Regions from separate parts of the Homo sapiens genome. Here regions 2 and 3 are each linked to region 1. The links are chromatin loops, found by intact Hi-C in ENCODE. Cell type or tissue: heart right ventricle. All regions are shown on one strand.

Region 1 (8,000 bases):
GGAGTGAGTTTATTTCTTTGAAATATTTGTTTCCCTAAGTTAGAATGACTTAGAAAAATTAGCACAAACCATGCAATATCAAGGATGTAAAACTGACTTGTATCTGAACAGACGGGAATTTTTGTTAAAGAGTATTCTTACAAGCTGGTATGGCTTTTAAAATGGCCTCCACATGTCCGGAGGATTTGTCTCATTTTAAGCCAGCAGTGTTGCTCCATCTGAATGCTGGAGACATGAGCCCAGTTCACAGTTAGCAATCTTCTTCGCACATTACACACATGCCAGGTGACATTCGCACACCTGACTCACCTTCATAGGATACCTACATCGTAGTGAAACTCGAGATAATGTGGGAGGGGGAGGAGTAAAGCAGTGGAGTGATTTATAATCACTACAGTTATTAACTCCAGAGTCACTTGTTTTTGATGGAAATATTACAGGCTCCATATTATATGCAATTTCAGAGTGCCAATTGCAACCCTGTTCCTTTTTCTCCTTGTTAAGAAATCATATTGGCATGCAAGTGAGCAAGAATGAAGAACTACAAGAATAACCTCAAATGTTGAATTTGATTTAATTTACTTTAAAAATAATTGCAACTATATTTATACATATATTGTACAGATATGTGTACAAATATTTAATAATTATACACATCAATACTTTATTTTTAGATACAAATAATAAGAACAGGACAGTTGATATAAAGCAGAAATGGGGAGGTCTGGGCTGTCTTCCAAGATCTTTTGTTTTCAACTTGACATTGTCTCTTTTTACATCTGCTGTGAACAAAATGGTGAAGCAGATAAAATATACCTTCGATGTCTCCCACGTCTTATATTTGGGGTTCCCTGCAAGCCCTTGGCACCCGCGGGCCTGGCTCCCAGCTCCCAGGGCCTGTGCAGTGCTGTCCTGCGGCATTGTCCCATGCTCCTCAGCTTCTCTTTCCCCAGGAAAATTTACTTCTCCAGTGTTTTGTGTCCTAGGACCCTGTTCTCTGTGCTGTGAATATGATTACTCTTGGGTAAATGTGCTGTTTCTCTTTGGGTCACATATTGCATTTCAGCAGGCACCTCCCAGAGTTTGCCTTAACCAAAGGAGTTTACAGTAGGCAGCTGATATCTTTGGGTGGGTGTAGCCTGAAATTGCACTCTATGCTATTAATCCTTTCAGTAGAGTTGGGTTTGCCCCTTCCATATTATGTCTTTAATTGCAGAATGGTGCTATCTGGACCCTGAGAAAAGTTTTGCTTTTAACTGAATACCCATGTACACAGGATCTGATAGAATACACCTGAGTTCCTTACTTCTGCTCAAGATACACTTATAACCCAAACAGAGCACCTGGAGTGGTTTCTCTACCTTATTCAGCTTATTCTAGCAGCTTCTTAAACTTCTTTCTTAATTGTGTGGGCCAATTACTCAGTCACCGTCTCCCTATCCTTCAAGGAGCCTCCCACTTCTATAGAGTCTCTCTCTCTCTCCATCGTCCACTACCATGAGCCTCTTGGTCCTTAGAAACCTCTAATTCTCCCTCCCCCCTGAGATTCTTTCCTTCTCTTTGATCTTCAGAATGGGGATGTCAGTCATTTCCTTCCAACTAATTTTGTTTTCTTCTTTTTTCCCAGATGAATCTGAATAAGACTTTGACTTATGAAAACAGGAGGAAATGGAAAAGCAATCCTATTAGGGTCAAATATCTTCAAGACGACACACTCGTACATTGCCAAGAAAGACTCAGCATAATTCCCTTGTGTTTTTACACTACAAAAGGTCCCTATCTCCTTTCTGTAGCTGGAGTTGCTTAAATTTGATATGCACATAACTTCAGAAGGGGGTAGACAGAGCCCATGCCTCCTGCAAGGAGTGAGAAATAGACCTAAACGATCACAGTTCATTCATTGATTTTGCAAATATTATTGATCATTTACTTTATGTCAAGCACTGGGGATAAAGTAAAGCAGTGGGATCTAGTTCCCTACCCTCCTGGAGCTTCTGATCCAGATTCCTAGAGCTGAAACAGGCTTTGAAGACCTCTCAATTTGTGGTTTCCAAATTATCTACCAAAGGTCATTAATATTCTATGCAATATTAATTGGTATTTCTTGGAGTAGGATGACGTGAGGAATTGTGTTCCATGGTCAAATTAAGTTCAAAGTGTTAGGTTAAACAAAGTTACATTAGTTTCTTCATGCCAGGCTACTCAGAGCCTTTCTATGTTAACACACATTGTGACTCTCTGACGGTGAGGGGGAGAGGATGAGATGCAATATGATCATTTGCTTTCCCCACTTATTTCAACACAAATCTTTTCTGAAGAGTACCCATTAATAAAAACTGTTGGCAGAACATACTTCTGTTAATGCTTCCAAAGCCAAAACCTAAATCCACGTTTCCTTCAGCACATGAGGAAGCTGCAGTGACCTAGAATGGTGAGGGGCAGAACTGAGGCAAGAACCTGGATCTCATTATTATTTTCTTGATCTTTTACCCATTCCATTCTGCCTGTTTCTACTCTCTTTCTCATCCCCTGGAAAGACATATAAAAGCAGTGTTTCTTCCTTCTTTATTTACCTCCTTCTTAGATCATGGTAATGGTGATTGTCTTCTCACCTATTAACTGGTTTCTTTCTCTGCTGTCTATAGCTTTGGGTCATAAGCTCTTAAAAGTCAAAGACCAGCTTTTACACAATAAACTCATGAACGATTAGTGATCAGTAAATGCTTGTAGCCAAAAAGCAATGGTTGACAGCTTCCTATGCACCTCTCCCCGCAGCCTCCCACACACCTTCCTCCTGTAGATTCTCTCTCCTTGTGCCAACCGAGAACTATGGAGGCCTCTTTTCTCCTATAACAATATCACCACTGAAATAGGTTATGCCTTCTAAACTGCTTTAAAAGTTTCACTAATAAGTTTTAAAACTGATTTTGCCTATTACACAAGAGATTGCTTAATTATTAATACAATTCACTCGTGATTAACTAAGAATACACAGACTATTCATCCTGTCATACAGGCCAGGTTGTAGATGAGAGTTTTTGTGAGTGTGAGAGAATTTGGACTTATGCATGTATGCGTTTAATTTAAAAATCTACTTAGCTACGAATCAGGACATACGGACGTGATTTTAGACTTTGGAAACTTGAGGGGGAAGAAACAATCTCTGCTATCTCGACATTAAGAGGTGTGTATCTCTGTCCCTAATAAGCAAGGAGGGGCTGCTATACTGCCACCTTGTGGTAAATATGCACAAAGCCAGTAAATAAACACAACCAACCTTCTCCTTAGTGTGTTATTACATAATGCCCAAAAGAGGAAAATACTTTTATTAAAACATTATTCAGGAAAATGAACTATTTTAGCATGTGGATAATTAAATATATATTACAACATGTCCTATGTGACAGAATGAATATTCTGTATATTCTCCCTAGTATTTAATCATGTGTGAATCACATGTATTAACAATTTTTATATTTTATGAAAGTTTATCGATAAATACATACATATATGGAGAGAGAGAGAAAAAAAATCTCTTACCTGAAATGCTTGGGATCAGAAGTGTTTCAGATTTTGAATTTTTCAAATTTGGGGATATTCAAATACAGATAATGAGACATTTTGGAGCTGGGACCCAAGCCTAAAACACAAAATTAATTTAAGTCTTATATACACCTTATAAACATAGCCTGAAGGTAAGATTATACAATATTATTAATAATTTTATGCACAAAACAAAGTTCATGTTCACTGAACCATCAGAAAGCAAAGGTGCCCTGTCTCAGCCACGCATGTGGACGGTCTGTGGTGGTTTGGCATCACTGTCATTCCTGACTGAACTGATACGCTACCAAGAATCATTGTTGACATGTGTACAAACAGAAGTATTTCACAGTAAAAAAAAATGACATACCAGTCATACAGTGAAAAAATATTACGTTAAGGGTAAGGAAGCACAGTAGCATCGCCAGAACAGCTGGGGGTGCTGAGGAAACTGCCATGAGCCTGTGTTTTGAGTGTGACCCACCACATGAGGTCAGATGTGGAATTTTCCACATGTGGCATCCTGCTGGTGTTTAAAAAGTTTCAAATTTTGGAGCATTTCAGATTTTCAGATTAGGGATGTTCAAAGAATATATACATATATAATTTTGGCTCTTAAATCAGATTTTGCCTTCATAAGCAAATCAGCAAACACAGTCACCACTAAGCACTCACTTCATGTGTGACTCACACTGTGAAGGGATTTCAAGTCTTTTGACAGACCAAGACAGGAAGCACATCTCAATACACTATGAAGCAAGCTTTGGTGGGTTAGATTAGGAGATGTTTTCTCAGAAAGTGACTACTTCTGGGATCTCTGTTCATCACCTGTTGAGGGGTCAATCCCGAGGGGTTGAGATGCTCTGGCAAGAAGGGACAACTAAGGACATCCCCTCACTTCTTGACAGTCAGCCCCTTTCCCACAGGGTAAGGGATTCAACCAGGACCAGGTAAAAATAATATTCATTCACTCTTTCTTTCATCAGACAATAATTATTACATCTACCATGTGTCAGGCACCTGCTAAATGGTGGAAATATAATAGTGAGCAAAATCAAACACAGTCTCTGCTCTCATGGATTTTACAGAGTACTGATTAGACTTGACCGAGGACAATGGCTGAAGACCAACAGAAAGTGATCATTTTACATGTGTGGTCACTTACACATTCCAACCTGCCCCTGAAAGAACTTGTCTCAAAAGAGCTAAAAACAGAACTACCATTGGGCCCAGCCATCCCTTTACTGAGTATATACCCAAAGGAATATAAATCACTCTATCATAAAGACACATGCACACATATGTTCATTGCAGCACTATTCACAAGAGCAAAGACACGGAATCAACCTAAATGCCCATCGATGGTAGACTTGATAAAGAAGATATGGTACATATACACCATGGAGTACTATGCAGCCATAAAAAAGAACGAGATCATGTCCTTTACAGGAACATGGGTGGAGCTGGAGGCCATCATCCTTAGCAAACTGGTGCAGGAACAGAAAACCAAATACCACATGTTCTCACCTATAAGTGGGAGTTAATGATGAGAACACATGGACACAGAGAGGAACAACACACACTGGGGCCTACTTGAGGGTGGAGGGTGGGAAACAGTAGAGGATCAGGAAAAATAACTATTGAGTACTAAGTTTAGTACCTAGATGATGAAATAATCTGTACAAAAAACCCTCATTACACAAGTTTACCTATATAACAAACCTGCACATGTACCCTTGAACCTAAAATAAAAGTTAAAAAAAAAAAAAAAAAGAAATGGAGAGAAAGGAATCTCCATGTTAAAGCCCACTGAAAGATCATAGTTGTGGATGTAGCCCACTCCATAGGTGTGCTTAGTATGAGTCTAGCACTGTGCTGGAAGATACTGATAACTTAAAACCCAGCCAACGCTTTAGAGTAGCTGAACTGTCATTACAGCACAAGACACACGTGAAAAGTTAATTAACCTGGAAGATCATAAAGCAGTATAAAATACAATGCTAAATGAATGAATGGTACAGGCAGTACAGAACTGAGCAGAGAAAGCTCCATGAAGGAGACAGCAATTCCTTAAAGCTGTGGAGCTGAACCTTAAAGATGAGCAGGAACTGGGTAGGTGAAGAGACAGAAGAGGGGTGATGGGAAAACATCCTAGGTGACAGAAATAGCAGAGAAAATAGGAATGAGATGCACTTGGAAATGTACATTGAGGAGCATGAGAAGGAGTTTGAGATTCCTTGGGCCTACTAAGAAGTCTATTTTTCTGAGTATAAATAGAAATTTACTATGTTCAGGCCAGGCACGGTGGCTCATGCCTGTAATTCTAGCACTTTGGGAGGCCGAGGCAGGTGGATCACTTGAGGCCAGGAGTTAAAGACCAGCCTGGCCAACATGGTGAAACCCTGTCTCTACTAAAAATACAAAAATTAGCTGGGTGTGGTGGCACGTGCCTGTAGTTCCAGCTACTCAGGAAGTTGAAGCACAAAAATCGCTTGAACCCAGGTAGCGGAGGCTGCAGTGAGCCAAGATCACACCACTGCACTCCAGCCTGGGCAACAGAGTGAGACTCTGTCTCCAAAAAAAGAATTAAGAAAAAAAGAAAGAAAGAAATGTACCATGTTCAAAGAGTGAGCTCTGCTCTTAGAGTTTCTCCTATTTTCCCTTCTAGCCTTATTGGCAGAGCTAACCAGCCGGGTGGACAGAAATGTGTCACCAAATAATAGGGTCACTGGGCTGAACCAGATGTGGGTGGAAGAAATAAAGACCTATTCCCATCAAGTCTCCTAGCTCCTCTTCCCTGCCAGGATTTCCTGTCCTGACCTTAGGGCAGAGCCTGCATCTTCCCTTCAGGAAGCAGGGTCTGGAATATTTGTCATATCAGAAAGGAGATGAGAGGTTCTGTGAGAGGTGTTCAGAATAGAAAATGCAGGTTTACAGCTCAGCAGAGGCCTGAACAGTAAGGTAGAGAGTGGAAAAAAGAGAGCTGTGGGGGGCCCAGGGCAGTCACATGGCAGAGGCACCTGGAAAATAACTGCCCAGCATCACCCACCTCCCTCATCCTCCATGAGTATCTCCTGAGCTCCCATCACCTCACTGCTAGGTAACCTCCACTCAACTAACTTCCCTATGCTCTTTCCTTATTACATGAATCACATTAGGTTAGGCTGTGTTCCTTTACACTCTGTTACTTAATATTTACTTTTTTTTTTTTTTTTTTTTTGAGACGGAGTCTCGTTCTGTCGCCCAGGCTGGAGTGCAGTGGCACGATCTCGGCTCACTGCAAGCTCCGCCTCCCGGGTTCACGCCATTCTCCTGCCTCAGCCTTCCAAGTAGCTGGGACTACAGGTGCCCACCACCATGCCCGGCTGATTTTTTTGTACTTTTTTTAGTAGAGACGGGGTTTCACCGTGTTAACCAGGGTGGTGTTGATCTCCTGACCTCGTGATCCGCCCACCTCGGCCTCCCAAAGTGCTGGGATTACAGGTGTGAGCCACCACGCCCGGCCAATATTTACTTTTTGAGAATTAAAATGCACAAGTGTATTTAATACCCTGTGAATCTTTACTCTTCACATAAAATCGGTTATAGCTTTCTAGCATAGGATAGGGTCCAAATCCAACCTACCACCTATGTTTGTAAATAGAGCTTTATTGGAACACAGCCATGCCCCCATTTTAATGTATTGTATGAATAACTGCATGCTACAATAGCAGAGCAGACTGGTGGTGATAAGGACCGTGTAGCCCACAAAGCCTAAAACACTTAAAATCTGGGCCTTTACATCAGAAACTATTGAATCTGACATAAAATATACAGTATGTAGTTAATGATGACAACACTTGGGTTCAAACTTACTGGGCAAGGTGATGTAATCTCTCTAAGTCTCAGTTGTCTCACTTCCGAAATGGGAACAATAATGCCTGCTTTGTCTACCTCATGACACTGCAGTGAGGAGCAAATGAAATAACACGTCAGTGTCTATACAAGACGAATGCAGAACACAAGTGCTCCAGAGTCCCTAATCCTCCCACTGCAGCTCTGCGGCAGCTCTAAGACACCGTCCTACATTCCCAGGTAGAGTGAGCCCCATCTTCCTGCTGACTGGATTTCTTTTTCTTTTTCCTTTTTTTGGAGGTGGAGTCTCACTCTTGTTGCCCAGGCTGGAGTGCAGTGGCGCCATCTCAGCTCACTGCAACCTCCACCTCCCGGGTTCAAGCGATTCTCCTGCCTCAGCCTCCCGAGTAGCTGGGATTACAGGCGGGTGCCACCACACCCAGCTAAATTTTGTATTATTAGTAGAGATGGGGTTTCAACTGGTCTCAAACTCCTGTCCTCAGGTGATCCACCCACCTCAGCTTCCCAAAGTGCTGGGATTACAGGCGTGTGCCATTATGCCTGGCCTGGATTTCTCATATTGGTTGGATTCTCACCACCCTCTCCCACTATTGCTACAAAAG
Region 2 (8,000 bases), 810 kb before region 1:
GTATTTCAGTTCTTGTCTTCACTGATGCTCACATTGCCCATCTTTGGCTAGCAGACACTCATTCAGCAGTCCTATTGACACAAATCTGTTAATCTTTGATGGCTTTCTTGTTTCTGAAATGCCTGACCTGAAATAAAACATTGCTCCAAGAAGTCCTGATTCTGTTTAAGGAAATGACATTTAGAGATCACAATGTGGGTATCAGGGGCGTCAGTGCTACTGGGCTGGTCATTATTTCTTAGACTTTTTCTTTTCAGTGGAAAGAGCTAAGAATGTTTTCTGTTTGTTTGATTTTTTTAAAGAGACAGAGTCTTACGCTGTTGCTCAAGCTGGAGTGCAGTGATGCAATCATAGTTCACCGTAGCCTTGAACTACTTGGCTCAAGTACTTGGCTCCTTCTGCCTTAGCCTTCCAAGTGGCTAGGACTACAGGTGCGTGCCACCATGCCTGACTAATTTTTTATTTTTTGTAGAGTTGGGATCTTGCTGTGTTGCCAAGGCTGGTCTCAAACCCCTGTCCTCAAGCAATCCTCCTTCTTTGGCCTTTCAAAATATTGGGATTATTGGTGTAAACCACCAAACCCAGTTGGCTAAGAATATTTTAAAGAAAAAAAATAAGTGAGTTCAAACTGAACTTTGCAATTCAAATTCAGGACTGCTTACAACTTTATTGATTTTTTTTTTTTTTTGAAACAGAGTTTTGCTCTTGTTGCCCAGGCTGGAGTGCAGCGGGCACTCCAGCTCACTGCAAACTCTGCCTCCCAGCTTCAAGCAATTCTCCTGCTGCAGCCTCCTGAGTAGCTTGGATTATAGGTGCCAGCCACCACTCCCAGCTAATTTTTTGTATTTTTAGTAGAGATGGGGTTTCATCATGTTGGCCAGGCTGGTCTCAAACTCCTGACCTCAGGTGATCCACTTGCCTTGGCCTCCCAAAGTGCTGGGATTACAGGCATGAGCCACTGTACCCAGCCACCTTATTGATCTTATACCTACATTTCTTTTTAAAAAATGTTTTAAAAATTATTTGATTTATTGTACAATAACAATATTAATGTTATCAACAATATGATTTCCGAAAAGTTGAATTTTTTTGTTTGGCTCTATCATTAGGGTGTATCTAACTAGAGATAGATCATCAAATTATCGTGTTTTACAGTCTGTTGGTATAGTATCTGTGTAGTTATGCTATCAACTGGGTGCAGAAGTTTAATTTTACTTTTGGATATTAAGAATTATTTTATTAATTCATTTATTAATTTCATTTTAAATTATGAAAAATATGTACACTGTTCCAAAGTCAGTTCTCCAAAACAATATATTCAAAGAAGTCTATCTTCCTATTTTTCTTTCTTTTTTAAATGATGATAATGATTATTACCCAGACTGCTCATCTGCAAGGAAGAAGTCTCTCTTCTATCCCTGTTTCTTCCACTCAGCTCCTCATTCTCCTATAAACAATAGTATAGTTTATTAATTTTTTAGTAGAGACAGTGTTTAATGTATTTTTAGTAGAAAAATACACTGTTTTTTATTTTAATATTATGAAATACACGCATGTATGTATTGGTATCTCCTTTCTTTTTAAAAACATACATATAGCATACATGATGACCTCATCTAACTTTTCACATTTTAACAACGATGACTTTTTTTTTTTTGAGACAGGTTCTCACTCTGATGCCCAGGTTTTGCTCTGTCGCATTCTCTGGAGTCCAGTGGCGGGATCTCAGCTTACAGCAGCCTCAACCTCCCTGGCTCAAGAAATCCTCCTACCTCAGCCTCCCAAGTAGCTTGGGACCACAGGCGTGTGCCACCAAGCCCGGCTAATTTTTGTATACATACATACATATATATAATACATACATATGTTGTATATATTTAAAATATATATATATATTTAAAATATATATATACATATATATATATTTAAAATATATATATACATATATATATATTTGGTAGAAATGGGGTTTTGCCATGTTGGCCAGGCTGGTCTCAAACTCTTGGACTCAAGCCATCTCCTGCTTCGGCCTCCTAAAGTTTTGGGATTACAGGCGTGAGCCACTGCGCATGGTCAATAATGACTTTTAATATCTTACTATACATAGAAGAACTTATTTTTTCGATTGCTCTGTAGCGGGAGACAGAAAAAGGAAAAGTCGGAGATGCTGCCATTCCAGAGCGGGGGGACCTTGGGAAGGAGGCCTGGGAGGTCAGGATTCTGGGCTGCACTGGCTTAATGAGTAGGGAGGTCAAGCAGCCTGGAAAGGTGTGGGATTCACTCCAGGGGTCTGGCCAAGTGGTTCCAAGCCAGGCAGTTCGTTTTCCTCTAACCCAGTCTCTCCAGTTTAGTTGTGTCTGTTATCCTTCAGCCCCATCTCCCCTCCCCTGGGGACGAAGGCGAAAAGAGTGAGGAGGCATTGCCCAGGCCCCTGGTACCTGCCGCGGAGGGAGCGAAGCCGGCCTTGTGCGGTCTTCCCGCGCCCCTCCTCTCCATCTAACCGTGGAACCGCCCTGCTCGGGAGCCCACTCCCCTGGAGGGCCGAGGGCGTCTTAGGCCAGAACATGAGGAGGCTGGATAAATGGGAATCGTCTCTCTCCAGTCGCAGCAAAGAGAATTTACTTGCGTAGGACCCTAGGCATTTCCTACGGGAAAAGAAGTGAAGACACGCCCGAGCTAGGCTGCCCCGCCCGCTCTACAGAAGGGGTGGTGCTGTCCGTGACCCCTCCCAACCCTCTCCACCCCGGAATGGCCTGGCCTGCACGAGGTAAGCCGGGCTGTCTGGACAAGAAGTGGTTTCCATCTGTGTATACTGTCAGAGACTATGTCAAGCCTGGTCTCTGCTGAGGAAATTGTTCTTTTAAAAGAAACTTCTGTTTTTTTTTTCTTTCAAAAGATGTGCTTTATAGTAGTGTGAAGTAACTGTCGAATGAGTATCATGATACTGAGTAAATATGGCAGCATCATGTTTAACGATAACAACAGACACTTATTTAGCATCCACTGTGGGCTGCGCACGGGCACTTTATATACACCATCTGATTCAATCATTAGCATTATGAGTTTCATTTCACCTGTGAGGATAGGGAGGCCCAGGGAGTTAAACAGATTGCTTACAGTCTTTCATTTGCCAGTAGCTGTGCTAAGATCCAAAAAATTTTTTTCTTATCTTTCCTCCCTCCCTGCCTGCTTCCCTCCTCCCTGCTTTCCTTCCTTCATTTTGTTTTTGAACACCCAAAGCCCATATTCCTGACATCAAACTCCTCCTGCCTTTGATGAGAACTCTGAAGAGTGTCAGGAAAGAAGTTGATCTGAGAAGTAACTGTAAAGAGTTTCGAGTTGAATGGGAAGAACTCGGGCAGTTAGTAACCTACCTCACCTTTCTGTTCCTTGAATTTTTCGGGTGAAGGACTGCAGGAGAACATGTTCCCCAAACTGGGATGTTTATTGGATGCACCAACCTCTTCTCCCACAAGGGGTCAGTAAAATCCCCTTAGTGAATAGAATGAAGCCCTGCTCCTCCCTGGCTTAGCGTTGGGGCAGTGAGGATCATTGCATTGGTGAATGGACCTCTGACCTTTACACGTTCTCCTCTCCATCACCTGGCTTTACTCAAGCTGAATTCATCCAGCGCTTGCACTCCATCCTCATGCTACCATGTGGTGGGAAACAAAGGGACAGAGAGCTCCAATTCATTCTTTTTTTTTTTCCCTTAGGGTTGGGGTCTTGCTTTTTTGCCCAGGAGGGCATGCAGTGGCATGATTATGGCTCACTGCAGCCTCAAACTCCTGGGCTCAAGCGATTCTCCTGCCACCACCTCCTTTCAAAGTGCTGGGATTACAGGTGTGAACCACCGTGCCCAGCCCTAATTCATTCTTTACTTTTAGTTTAGAGTAGTGTTTCATTTAAAAATTGCTGTACATAAAATATAATCACAAATGATTTCTCAAAATTCTGTATCTTGCAATTATTGTAACTGGATAAGGGTTTAGAACAAGAGAAGACATGTCTAAGTCTAATAATAATATAGTGAATATTTACGAAGTGTTATGAAGCGGCACTTTCTAAGTGTCTTATAAATGATAGAAACTGTGGGTCATGCTTTACGTGGCATTTGAACTCTGGCATTCTGGTCCCAGAGTTCCTGGCCCCTAAGCATCATAACATACTGCCTGTCTACCAGAGAAACAAAAATCAGTGTTTTCCATGGTCCTGGCAAGGATGATTATCAGTTCTATAAGCTAATATGGACATTCAGGAGGTGGATCAAGGTTTTGTGAGGCCCAGAGCGTATATAATTTGGGTGTCATCTTTAGGAAGATAACAGAAAATGACAAATACAAATGTATATGTGAAAATAAATTTTTATTTAGAATGAGAAAATAAATCACAACTGATCACAATTAGAAAAAAGACTACAAATGTCTCCAAATCCAGAAAAAATGCACATTTTTATTACTGAGCCCCCTAACGTATCTAATGCTTCTTTCCCCCATATCTTTAGCTTTATACTCTTTGATTGTCTTTCAATGTGTCTGCAATTTTCTACAATCATTTTTAGTAGAGAAAATAGAAATGTAATTCAGCTGTTCCTATTAGCGTGGTTGCTTGGTAATTATTATTGATGGTTGGGATGCATAACACATAGGATTTCACACATGACTATAACTTGCTGTTTGTAGTGCTTCTGCAGTTTTATCCCATACCTATAGAGAAATTCTGAAAATTGTATTTTGTGTGATCCCCTCCAAAAAGAAAAAAAGCAAAGTTTGTTCATAATTGTATGTGCTGTATTATCAGGTATATTCGTTTTTTTTTTTTTTTTTTTTTTTTTTTTTGAGATGGAGTCTTGCTCTGTCACCCAGGCCGGAGTGCAGTGGCACGATCTCAGCTCACTGCAAGCTCCGCTTCCTGGGTTCACGCCATTCTCCTGCCTCAGCCTCCAGAATAGCTGGGACTACAGGCACCTGCCACCACGCCCGGCTAATTTTTTGTATTTTTAGTAGAGATGGGGTTTCACCATGTTAGCCAGGATGGTCTTGATCTCCTGACCTCATGATCTGCCCGCCTTGTCCTCCCAAAGTGCTGGGATTACAGGCGTGAGCCACCGCACCCGGCTAACATATTCTTCACAGGAGACAAATTCCATTTTGATTAGTTTTTTTCTTTTAATTTATTTTTTAAATAGAGATGAGGTCTCACTAAACTGCCCAGTGTGGTCTTAAACTCCTGGGCTCAAGCCATCCACCTGCCTCGGCCTCCCAAAGTGCTGGGATTACAGGTATGAGTCACCATACTCCGCCATTGACTAGTAGTTGTTAATGGAACCTTTGGCTTACCATTTTCCATGTCTGACAGTTGGAAGAATTTTTCACAGACCACCTTCTGGCTTGATTCATTTCAAACCTTTTTCCTCCACAATCTATGTACTTCTCATGCCAGATGCCATAGGACACAGTGTATAGGGATAGCCCTGGTTCTTCCCGTCATAACACTAGGCAGGGAGTGAGATGAGGGTGCTCCTAAGATAGCTTAGTAATAAGTAATAAGTGAAGAATTCACAGAAGTAATTGTAAGCCACATAAATGTATCCAACAAAACCCCAAATAAATGTACCCTCAATGCATTCTCATCTGCCTCAATGTACCTTCAGATATGCCCATGGCTGGTCCATCCCACCTGGCACAGGGAAAGAGTGGAGAAAGGAAAGTGAGAGTAGAAACAGAAAATAGTCATAACTGATAGCAGTTAAATATATTATTTTTGGCTGGGTGTGGTGGCTCACACCTGTATTCCCAGCACTTTGGGAATACAGCCGAGTCAGGAGGATCCCTTGAGCCCAGGAGTTTGAGACCAGCCTGGGCAATACAGTGAGACCCCATCTCTCTCTCTATATATAAAATAATTAGCCAGGCATTGTGGTGTGTGCCTATAGTTCCAGCTACTTGGGAGGATGAGGCAGGAGGACTGCTCAAGCCCAGGAGGTTGAGGCTGCAGTGAGCTGAGATTGTGCCACTGCACTCCAGTGTGGTTGACAGAGTAAGACCCTGTCTCAAAAAAGAAAAGAAAAAGAAAAAACAATGTAATCATGCAAATGTGAAAACACTGCTGGACCCTTCCCAAGCCTTGGAGGGCCTGTGCAAATGAGGGTCCTGCAGCCTAAGCTGCATTAACTTTAGGGCCAGTCCCTGTATGGAACATCCTTAGAGACCTAACTCACCCACCAGCCTGAGGCAGCTCCAGGGGAGTGCCAGCAGACAGCAGAGCAATGATCTCACACCCATGGCAAACAAGGACGCGTTGTCCACCCACTAATAGGACCTCACCACCTGCAGGCGGGCAGATCCCAAGGTTTCCTGATATTCCCTACTGCTGCAGTCTCTGCTTGGGACAAAGTGCATTGCTTTTGCCATGAGTCACTGTGCCAGTAAAAAAGGTTAGGGGACATTCATGTCACAAAAGCAAGCGCTCAACTGGGACCTGAGAAGAGACAGCCTTCTTGGGTCACAACTGTCCACTTTCTCCAGGTGATATGGTTTGGCTCTGTCCCCACCCAAATCTCATGTTGAATTGTAATTCCAGTGTTGGGGGAGGGACCTGGTGGAAGGTGATTGGATCATGGGGGTGGGTTTCTCCCTTGCTGTTCTCGGGGTATGAGTGAGTTCTCACGAGATCTGGTTGCTTAAAAGTGTGTGGCACTTCCTTTTTCGTGCACTCTCTCCCATGCTCTGCCATGATAAGACGTGCTTGCTTCCCGTTCACCTTCCGCCATGATTGTAAGTTTCCTGAGGCCTTCCAGCCATGCTTCCTGTGCAGCCTGTGGAACTGTGAGTCAATTAAACCTCTTTTCTTCATACATTACCCAGTCTCGGGTAGTTCTTTATAGCAGTGTGAGAACGGACTAACACACCAGGGCTCGGGGATGATGAAAGCTTTGCTCAGGCTCTTCCCTTTCTAAATCTTCCCCATCCAGTGCACATCCCCATTCTGACCCCCAGCCATGAAACCTTCCCAGCAGCTCCGAGGCCCGTGGATCTCTCCTGCATCTGAGCTCTTACAAGTTTAAAAAAAAAAAGAAAGAAAAAGAAATTCTGAAACACATATTTGTTAAGCACCCATTCTGGGCTAGCCTGCAGTTAAATCTTACTGAATTGCTTACAAAGCATTTTGCGTAAGCAGATCTCTGTTTAGTCAGATTATAAACAAATTGGTGACAGGGACCAGAATTTCTTGCTGGCAGATCCCAGTTCTGGGCTTGTCAGCACTGAATAAATACTGACTTGATTGATGTAGCTTTGTCTCCTCTCTGAGGACCAAAGCTCTTGGCAGCTTCCTCCTAAGTAGGCTGGGGACTCCCTAACTGGGTGGAGAAGGTAGGGTTATCTCCTGCAGAAATTTTAATGGAGTTCCCCCAAATCTTGCTAATGGATTCTTGGACACTCTGCAGCCTGTAGTGGAAGCAACTTTTCTTCTTCAGTAAACTGATTAGAAATTTGGATTTTTAACCAAAGTAGAAGTCTAAATCTAATTTACTGACCCTTTTCAACCCCACCCCAAATTCCTTACTTTGTGAGCTAGCAAGGTTTGAGAATGTTTGGATCAAACTGAGTATCTCATAATGCAAGCATGCATGGAGTCTCCTGGCTGGTTTTACTTTCACTTATCTTGCTCCCGTTCTGGGGGGCAGTGCAGAGAAGGGGAAAGATCAGGCTTGAGTCTCCCTCGATCTGGATTCAGTCAATACTGGCTCTGCCCCCACAAGCTGTATGAGACCTTGGCCTAAGTCATGTCACCCTCCCAGCCTTCCTTTCCTCTGCCGGAAACAGGGGGTGTCACAGAACCTGCCACATTCAGCGGCTGCGGGATTTATTTTGTAAGGATTCAGGAGGACAGTGAGGATGTGGCTGATGAGTTTGTTCCCCGTTTGTGCAGGTTCTCTTCTCTGGCTCCCAAAGCCAGTAGGTTTATTTCATCTCAACAAATGCTTGAAGCAGACACAA
Region 3 (8,000 bases), 95 kb before region 1:
CCCTCCACAGCCTTGCAGGGAATGAATTTCATAGGTATACAGGCTAGCCTTCGTCACATTGTTGCAATGGCATTGTGCATTGCCTAGTCATTATTACACACCCTGAGGCAACTATAGTTACATGGTACTGGTATTGAGCTAAGAAAACATACTCGGAACCAGGTGTGTGTTTTCCTGAAGTCATTCTGCACAAGCACAGAAGACAGGAGTTCTCAATCTGGGGTCTATAGATAGAATTTAGGGGGGTGCCTTGAAACAGTGTGGGAAAAAATACATCTTTCTTTTCATTACACTTTAATTTAAATTTAGCATTTTCTTATGAATGTAGACAGCACACCACATCAGTATGTCAGTATATCTGTGACTTCGTTACCACTAGAAACTATAGATTTTTCAAATCACATTTCAGTTGTAGCAGGTATCTTGAAATAACAGTTATGCTCATCACTACTTGGAATTATAGTGTCAGAATTGGAGAATTATGGTATTAGACCTGCTGCTTAATCTTGTTATGCATTGCATTGTACAGACGCACAGATATTTTCATATCACAAACCTAGTTTCTGAACATTTCGATAACGCATGCCCCCAGCTGCACGGAAGGAACCCTAACCTTTTTCAAGATCCTTTATTCCACCCTGTCCTAATTATTTCTTGACGTTTCTGGGGATGTTTCAGACCATATTTCCACATAACTGGCTTCCTTTCTAATCCTAAATATATTATCTTATGCATTTAAAGTATTAGTCTGAGAAGGAGAATGCAGGCTTCATCATACTGCCCAAAGGATCCATGGATCATGAACCAAAAAGTTAAGAGCCCCAGATTTTGCTGTAGTTCAGAGTGCTGGGGTGGGGTACAAAGGGCTTGGTAACCCGATCTGAGCCTTCCCACAGCCTGCTAGTACTCCACTCTGGGCAGGGAGAGAGACACAGGCCCAGGCCATGTCCGGTGAGGAGCTGGGGTGACCCTGGCAGCTGTGCTCACCGTCATCTCCTGGTGCTGCTGCCCCAGCCAGTTCACATCCTCACACTCATCCCAGGGACTGCACCTTCTGATGACTGCACTGGAGTGTTCCTTCTCACTAAGCCTCACAGCCAGGGCTTCAGAGCTGCTTCCCGGCAGGCCCAGCCATACCACTAGCACTCTGAAGCATTGCCTCTGGCTCTCTTCAGAGAAAGCGTGGTCAGGACAAGCTGTTCCATGTACAGTTATCAAGCCTGGTTTCCCAGCACATTTCAGTGGCAACTCTGCACAGCATAGCAACCAACTCCATCGCCTCTCTGTGGCCCTCAGTGTGGGGGAGTAGCCAAGCCAGGGACAGGGAGGAATCTAAGTTATTGGAGGTAGGATATGTGCACAGCCATTAGGGCTTTTTGCCCAGCCTATCGGGCTGAGGTGATCTAATCCTACAAAAATTGAATACTATTTCCTACATACTAGCCTTGTTATTCTGGGTCGCGTAACTCCATTGCTCATGGAACTTAACTCTAGGCCTCCCCTGTCTATGCAGACATAGTAACACTGATTGTCAATTTCTATGGCGTAAGGCTCCCTACCTGCATAAAAGGAACTTGCTCCCTGCAGGAGCTTTTTATGTACTCAGCCCTAATTATTTCTTGCAGTCCCCGGTGATGTCTCAGACATTCTTGTGAATCTGTCTAGACCAAGTCGTGGCCACCACCACCCAGCCTTGACACAAGGATCCAGGCCCTTTCTTGCTGCCTTTGTTCGCCACCACTGTGGCCACAGCCATGGCACATTCCTGCTGATCTCTGCCTCCCCTGATATGTTAGCGAAGTCTTGGGTGCCGGTTTCAATCCTCCTGGCACTTGGGTACTCCAGGCAGTTGGTTACAAAGTGAGAAGAGTAGCTCCCTGCTCTCTGAGGTCCCGGCTGCTAGTAGGCACCACAGCAGGGCAGCATGGGCTGGAAGATGCTGAAGCCTGGCTTACTGAGTGGCACCTCCTAATGCACAGACAGCCGTTCCCACTCCAGGCTGCACAGAGCCCTGCAAAGTGGTGGGGTCAGGGCAGATTCAAGAAAATCTAAGGTCTACACCTTCTCTCAGCCCCACAACCTTGTTGGTAAGTTGGACTCACTGCCTGAATCCCCCTTCCTTAGGTCGATCCCTCTCTCAGGCATCCGGAGAATCTCCCCAGCAATTTGACCTCTGTCACCCTGCCCTGCTCTCCCCATTTTGTTCTCCAGATGAGCTGGTGTACATCAGGACCCCCTTTGAAGACCCAGTTCACCGTCTCTTACCGGGAAACTTCTTAGCCCCCAGAAAAATCCAAACACAAACAGCTGGCTGGAGGCTGGATGAGAAAGGAGTATCCTGACTCCACCCCCAAGACCCGTCCTGCCTCAGCCTGGCCCCAGCAGAGATGCTGTCTACAGTTGGTAGAATCCATCTCCTTCTTCAAATGCTTTTAAGGAAGCCACATTGTGGAAGGCAGTGAGAAGATCTCTTGCTCTCGCTTCCTGTACCTACAGTAGAGCCTTGGCATTATGTGAGGTGGAAGGAACTTGGACCCTGGAGTTTGAGTAAACAATACTCCAGCAACAACTTTGCCACCTGCTCACAGTGAGACCTGGGCAAGAGCTCTCTGAAGCTACTTTCTCACAGGGAGATGGGAAAGACTCGTCCTCGCCCTTGGGGTTGTTTTGAGGGTTAAATGGAAAACCTAAGATAAAGAACCTAATACAATGCCTTGCACATAGTTGGCATCTGATAATTCTTAGTTCTTATTTTTAATATATTTTTTGACTTGTGCCAGAGTGTACCATGTGGATGTTAGAGGCATTGAAAGGAGGTTTCTGGAATTGCATAACAAGCTTATCAATTACAAAAATATTTCCTTGCTATTCATTAAGTCCTAAAAAAGAAATATAAGCAATATGAAATTGTTTACATTATGAAATAACAACAGATATAACTGAATAATTTGTAAAGCAAAATTAAAATCATCCTATTCAATGTGCAGAAAAGTGGGGGAAAGGTGGGGAAGAGAACTTACATTATTCAGGTACCTATTATGTGCTATTCATATTGGCACATAATAGGTGCCTGAATATTTGGCAAGCAATATGCCAAGATTTTTGCTGTGTTCCTTAAAGGTCACATTATGGCAAGGACACTGAAGCTCTCTAGATTAGATCTCTAGAAAATAATAAACGTCATTCTTTCTTCTTCTGTCACCTTCCTGTGTGTGTCTAAGACTCAGGCTTAATTGTCTACTTCCTATATAAATTCAGTTCCATGCCATGTCCCATGCCCTGCTGGCTTTATCCCAGACATGAAGTGCCCTGGCTTACTCAGAAAGATGAGTGCAGGCCCCTCTTCCTTGGCTTCTACCTAAGGCCAGCAGAACTCCTGAGCCTGTGCTCTAGGGGAGGAGCAGGGCTGGGGTACACTGAAGGTATTCTGACGCCTGCTTTACTTGTCACTGTTGCTTCCCTTCCAGTAATTTCCAAGGCAGCTTTCTTGGAAAAGAAACCTGCTTTAATTAAGAACCCCTGGAAATTCTGAGCAATGTTCTACTTAAACCTAGCAAAACCCTACTTGCAACAGAGAACAGGGGAGAAAGGGTGGGTAGGAGGACTGATGGAAATGGCTCCACATGATTTGATTCTGTGACCTTCAAAGTCTGAAAAAGAAAATCAGGTTGATTCATAAACAACTAGGGACTAAAATACTTCTGGCTTCCTTTTATTGTACTTCTGGGAACCAACCGATTATGTTTAGAACTCTGGGTGACTGGAAGGGTTTTGTTGCTTTTTTTTAAAGCTGGTCCTGAAACCATAATCAGTTTTCTAGGCTGTTCATTTTGGCATGTGCAGGTTGAACTTTTGTCACTCAATCACAAAGGCATGGAAGATGTTCAGTTTCAAAGAAGGAAGCCAATCCGTGACCAAGGCCACCAAATCCAACACCAAAAACAAACACAAAGGGCTGCATTCCCACACGTCACCACTGGCCCATTTCCAGAGCAGATCCTGACGGATGAGAGGCAGCAGGGAGGAGATGCTGGCTTGCTGCAGGGTTTAGCAGTTAATCTCAGGTGGCTGAAGCATGCCTTGTGCTTCAACCGAAAGGACTGAGACACGGAGATATTAAACAAAGCCTGTGTAACCCTTAAACAAACAGAGAAGGGAGCCAAGAATTGCTGTAGTCATAATCCCTTATTCTACAGCATCCACGGTGTTCAAGGCATCTTCATCAACAGTATGTGTTTTGATTGATTCCTCATTATAATCCAAGCAGTTATTATTAATATTTAGCCCCATTTCTCAAAGCTTTGTGGCTGAAAGACTGCCAGGACCGACGTTCTTTCTAGAAAAAAAAAATAGGTATTCTAAAAACAATTAGAGAAAACTTTAGACATCCCTCCCACAAAAGAGAAACTTTCCCCACCCATGCTGCAGGTCCAGAAATGTGCCCACTGCCATTATCCTTCTAAAACACATGCACACAAGTACTGAAGAGTAATTGTTTTTTATACTTTGTTTCTTAATCTAATGCTTTATACAAGGTCAAAACTTGAAAGATCATCTACAAGGTCTATTAAAAAACACTTTCTTCTCATTTTTGGGTTCTACTAAATTTGGAAATCCAATTTAAAGCCAATAGGTAAGGGAATAATATAGTTTCACACACTTATAATTTTATCTCATCTGCAAAGAAACTTCAAAACTAAATTCCATCCTGGAGTGGAATAACATATGCTTGCCCGTCAGCTATTTGCTAACTCTGTCTAATTTTCAGAAAAAAAGGGTGTTGTTCTGTTTCTAGATGTTTTATTCTGTAGTGTATATAAGGTTGCAATGTATTTAAAAATTTTTTTGGAAATAGATGTGGTATAAATCTTACATAAATAATGACAATTAAGATCTCCAAGAATAATATTATTTTATAGCTAGAGGTTTGGATTAACAGGCAAGAAAACAAAAACAAGAGTTTTCTACCAATGCGCAGGAATTTTGTGTTTTAATTTTCTCATCTACAAGAGGTGGTGCAACAGCGCTGTCCTGGGAGGCAAAGGACCAGGAGTCCAGTCTTCCTATGCTTATACCACATGCAACTTCCAGCAATGCATTCAATCTCTGAATAGTGTCCATCAAATGGGGACTAAAGACACCTTATCTATTTAAAAACAAGGAGTTGGATCAATTTGCTTATAGTTCTTTTATTTCTTAAGATCTATGGATCCTTCCTCAAAACATTTAGCTCTAAAACAATCTTGTAGATTAGGTCAAATGCAAACCACAAAACCATGTCTAGTAGCTTTTTAACAATCAAACCTCCACATGATTTTGCACTGATGCTAGAGAGAGTGAAGAAGGTGGCAGTCTTTCTGTCCAGTTCTCATAAACTATTGCTATTTCTAATAAAGTAACCTAAGCACCTGCTGTGGATAAGGCCCCAGGAAAGAAAAGTTTGCTGCCTCTAGACTAATAAAGAGAACTGACCATTGATCTTAGAGAAATGTTAATTTCCAAGCGAGTATTTTTTAAAACTCCTCCTTTGCTTTTATGTTTCCTAGGTTACCATAAATAGAACCTACACACTTTATTTGTACCATCTTAATGTCTTCGATTGAAGTGCTGTGTCCTTATCCTAGATTCTTAGCTAGTCTCCTAGCTCCTGGAGGAAAGCATCTATTTCTTACTCACCTTTATATCCTACATGACGCTCAACTCAGTGCCCTGCCTGCAGCAGGGACATAGAAAAGGTTGAACTGATTGACCTGACTTCCTAATTACCCAGCTGACTCTTTAGCTTTTGCTAAATGTTTCTTAGTCCTAATTAAGAGCCAAAGCATTAGCTGGGTACGGTGGCTCACGCCTGCAATCCCAGCACTTTGGGAGGCCGAGGCAGGTGGATCATGAGGTCAGGAGATCGAGACGATCCTGGCCAACACGGCGAAACCTCATCTCTACTAAAAAAAATACAAAAAATTAGCCAAGCATGGTGGCGGGTGCCTGTGGTCCCAGCTACTCAGGAGGCTGAGGCAGGAGAATGGCGTGAACCCAGGAGGCAGAGCTTGCAGTGAGCCGAGATTGCGCCACTGCACTCCAGCCTCCAGCCTGGGCGACAGAGAGAGACTCTGTCTCAAAAAAAAAAAAAAAAAGAAAGAAAAAAAGAGCCAAAGCATTGAGAAAATTTGCTAACGACTAAAAACAGCAATACCAAATGTAGCAAGCCCTAGGCTAGCATGTATTATGTCTTTCTCAAGGACAGATGAGAAATATTAAAGTGTTCATCAAAATACTATAAAAAGCTTCATTTCTTCATCTGTTCCTATCACAGATCAGGGATCCCATTTGGAGTTCATCTGCAATTTCAGATTTGCATGAGAAAGGCTTCATTGCAAAGCATCAGCTTCATTTGGCAAATTCAAAGTATCTAGGTAAATTGCTCATTCTTTTTGCATTTGTAAATTCTTTTTCCAAAATTGCTTTTAATAATTTAGTCTAATTCTTACTAAAGGTTTGACTTGGGAATTTTTATTTTTGTTTTTCCTTTTTTTTTGAGAGAGGATCCTTCTCTGTCACCCAGGCTGGAATGCAGTGCTGCAATCATAGCTCACTGCAGCCTTGAACTCCTGGGCTCAAGTGACTTGGGGGTTTTTAGTGTATTCTGAAGTAGAAGGTGTAGGAAAACAGAAAAAGAATATAATTATCCTTACAAATAAGTGATGCACATAGAAGATATACAGTTTGTTTAATATCTCCAGGGTGGCAGCCAGGAGGCTTAATTTCAGAATTTGGGAAACTTTATATTAACCATAGGGTTCTAGTAGCTGTTCCAGTAGTTTTTCCTGTGGTTTGATATGTCTTCAATAAAGGGATGCCTGCCAATCAGCCATAATACCTCTTTAAACTTTTATAGAATCAATATTACCATTTTGATCCATCAGAGGAAAGCTGTGTGGCTTTTTGCAGAATCCACTCAAGTGTCCTCCTGCCACTCGCCCTCTGCTGGGGCCCAGCCTGAAGCCAGCAAACAACAAAAAAACAAAAACAAAATAAAAGGAACCTCTTCTGGCTTCTTTTCATGTTTACACAATACTGTGGGAATGAGAAGGTAGCTACTCCGTTTGCCAAGCAGAGAAGAGCGATGAAGGATCAGTTATTGTGTAAGAGCGCAGTGTATATAAGCGGATTATTGCTTGCATTCTGTATAAAGTTTTCCTGTAATAACAATGACCGATTTAGTTCATTTCAAGCTATTCATATCCTTGGATTTATTTTTAAGGTGGGAAAGGAACAGCAGAAAGGGTGCCATGGGAAGGAGGGAGAAAAATATAAAACAATACAGCACCCAGACAGACTTCCCAGCGCCACGGCAGAAGCACGCCCAACACATGGCTCTGGGCTGCGATGGGCTGGCCAGATGATGAGCTTCAGGGTCATCAAAGGAGGGAGAAATGAGGGGTTGCCTGAATTTGTGTTGATTGGTGCACTGCACAGAGCAAGGACGAAATGTAAAGCTCAAAGGGAAAGGGTGGAGCCGAAGAGGAATGATATTGCTGCAGAAACTGTGCAGCTCTCGAGGTGTGCGGTGTCACTGGCAGGCAGCCCGTCACCTGGAAGAAAATGTGAAGCATGTTCCCTGCAGACAAGGGTGGTACACTGTAAACAGGCCCGTCGCTCGCTCGCTCGCTCGGGAGACAGGGGAGTTGGTATTTACCTTTCAGAGACCTTGGGTCACCCTGCCTCACCCTGAAAGAAGGAAATGTCTCTCACACTTAAAAATCTTAAGTGCATACCACAAAACTCAAATACAGCCCATGACGGGCAGAGCGCTCAATGAAAGGTGACAGATTTAGCAGAAGCATTTATGTGCTAATAAGTTCTGATGACTTCCAGAGGTTAATTTATGTCCTTTTCCCAGGAGTCAGACTTATTTCCCTATTTAAGAGGTAAATCGATTATTAGAATCAGACTCTTTTTAACCTTCAAAGCAAAAATGAAAATAGGTAATAACTTTCTAC

Evidence for each region. A loop is a pair of places that touch in the nucleus more often than their neighbours do. Peaks named below come from ENCODE experiments on the same cell type or tissue, not always from the same donor. Only the 100,000 strongest peaks of a DNase experiment are listed, where the experiment ranks them.
Region 2: a loop joins it to region 1, with 2.6 times the contacts of the local background. A loop is called at or near these places in 11 of 110 quality-filtered maps.
Region 3: it touches region 1 in a loop (2.2-fold over the local background); 20 of 110 quality-filtered maps call a loop at or near these places.

The regions. Positions count from the first base shown.
Region 1 is chr18:22,701,281-22,709,280 of GRCh38, forward strand. No RefSeq gene overlaps it. Among named protein-coding and RNA genes, the nearest start is that of RBBP8, 230 kb to the right of the region's middle. In heart right ventricle, a CTCF peak has its summit at 3,246 (motif pointing left); no DNase peak of the experiment used is centred here.
Region 2 is chr18:21,894,450-21,902,449 of GRCh38, forward strand. LOC105372016 (a long non-coding RNA gene) reads left to right here and starts at 2,484. Exons shown (of 4, transcript XR_935276.3): 1 at 2,484-2,767. In heart right ventricle, CTCF peaks have their summits at 3,469 (motif pointing right) and 3,668; a DNase peak (open chromatin) is centred at 3,494; H3K4me3 peaks cover 350 bases.
Region 3 is chr18:22,605,858-22,613,857 of GRCh38, forward strand. LOC124904262 (a long non-coding RNA gene) reads right to left here. Exons shown (of 2, transcript XR_007066307.1): 1 at 6,908-8,000; 2 at 3,697-4,336. Among named protein-coding and RNA genes, the nearest start is that of CTAGE1, 190 kb to the left of the region's middle. In heart right ventricle, no CTCF peak of the experiment used is centred here; DNase peaks (open chromatin) are centred at 1,144 and 3,974; H3K27ac peaks cover 3,680 bases.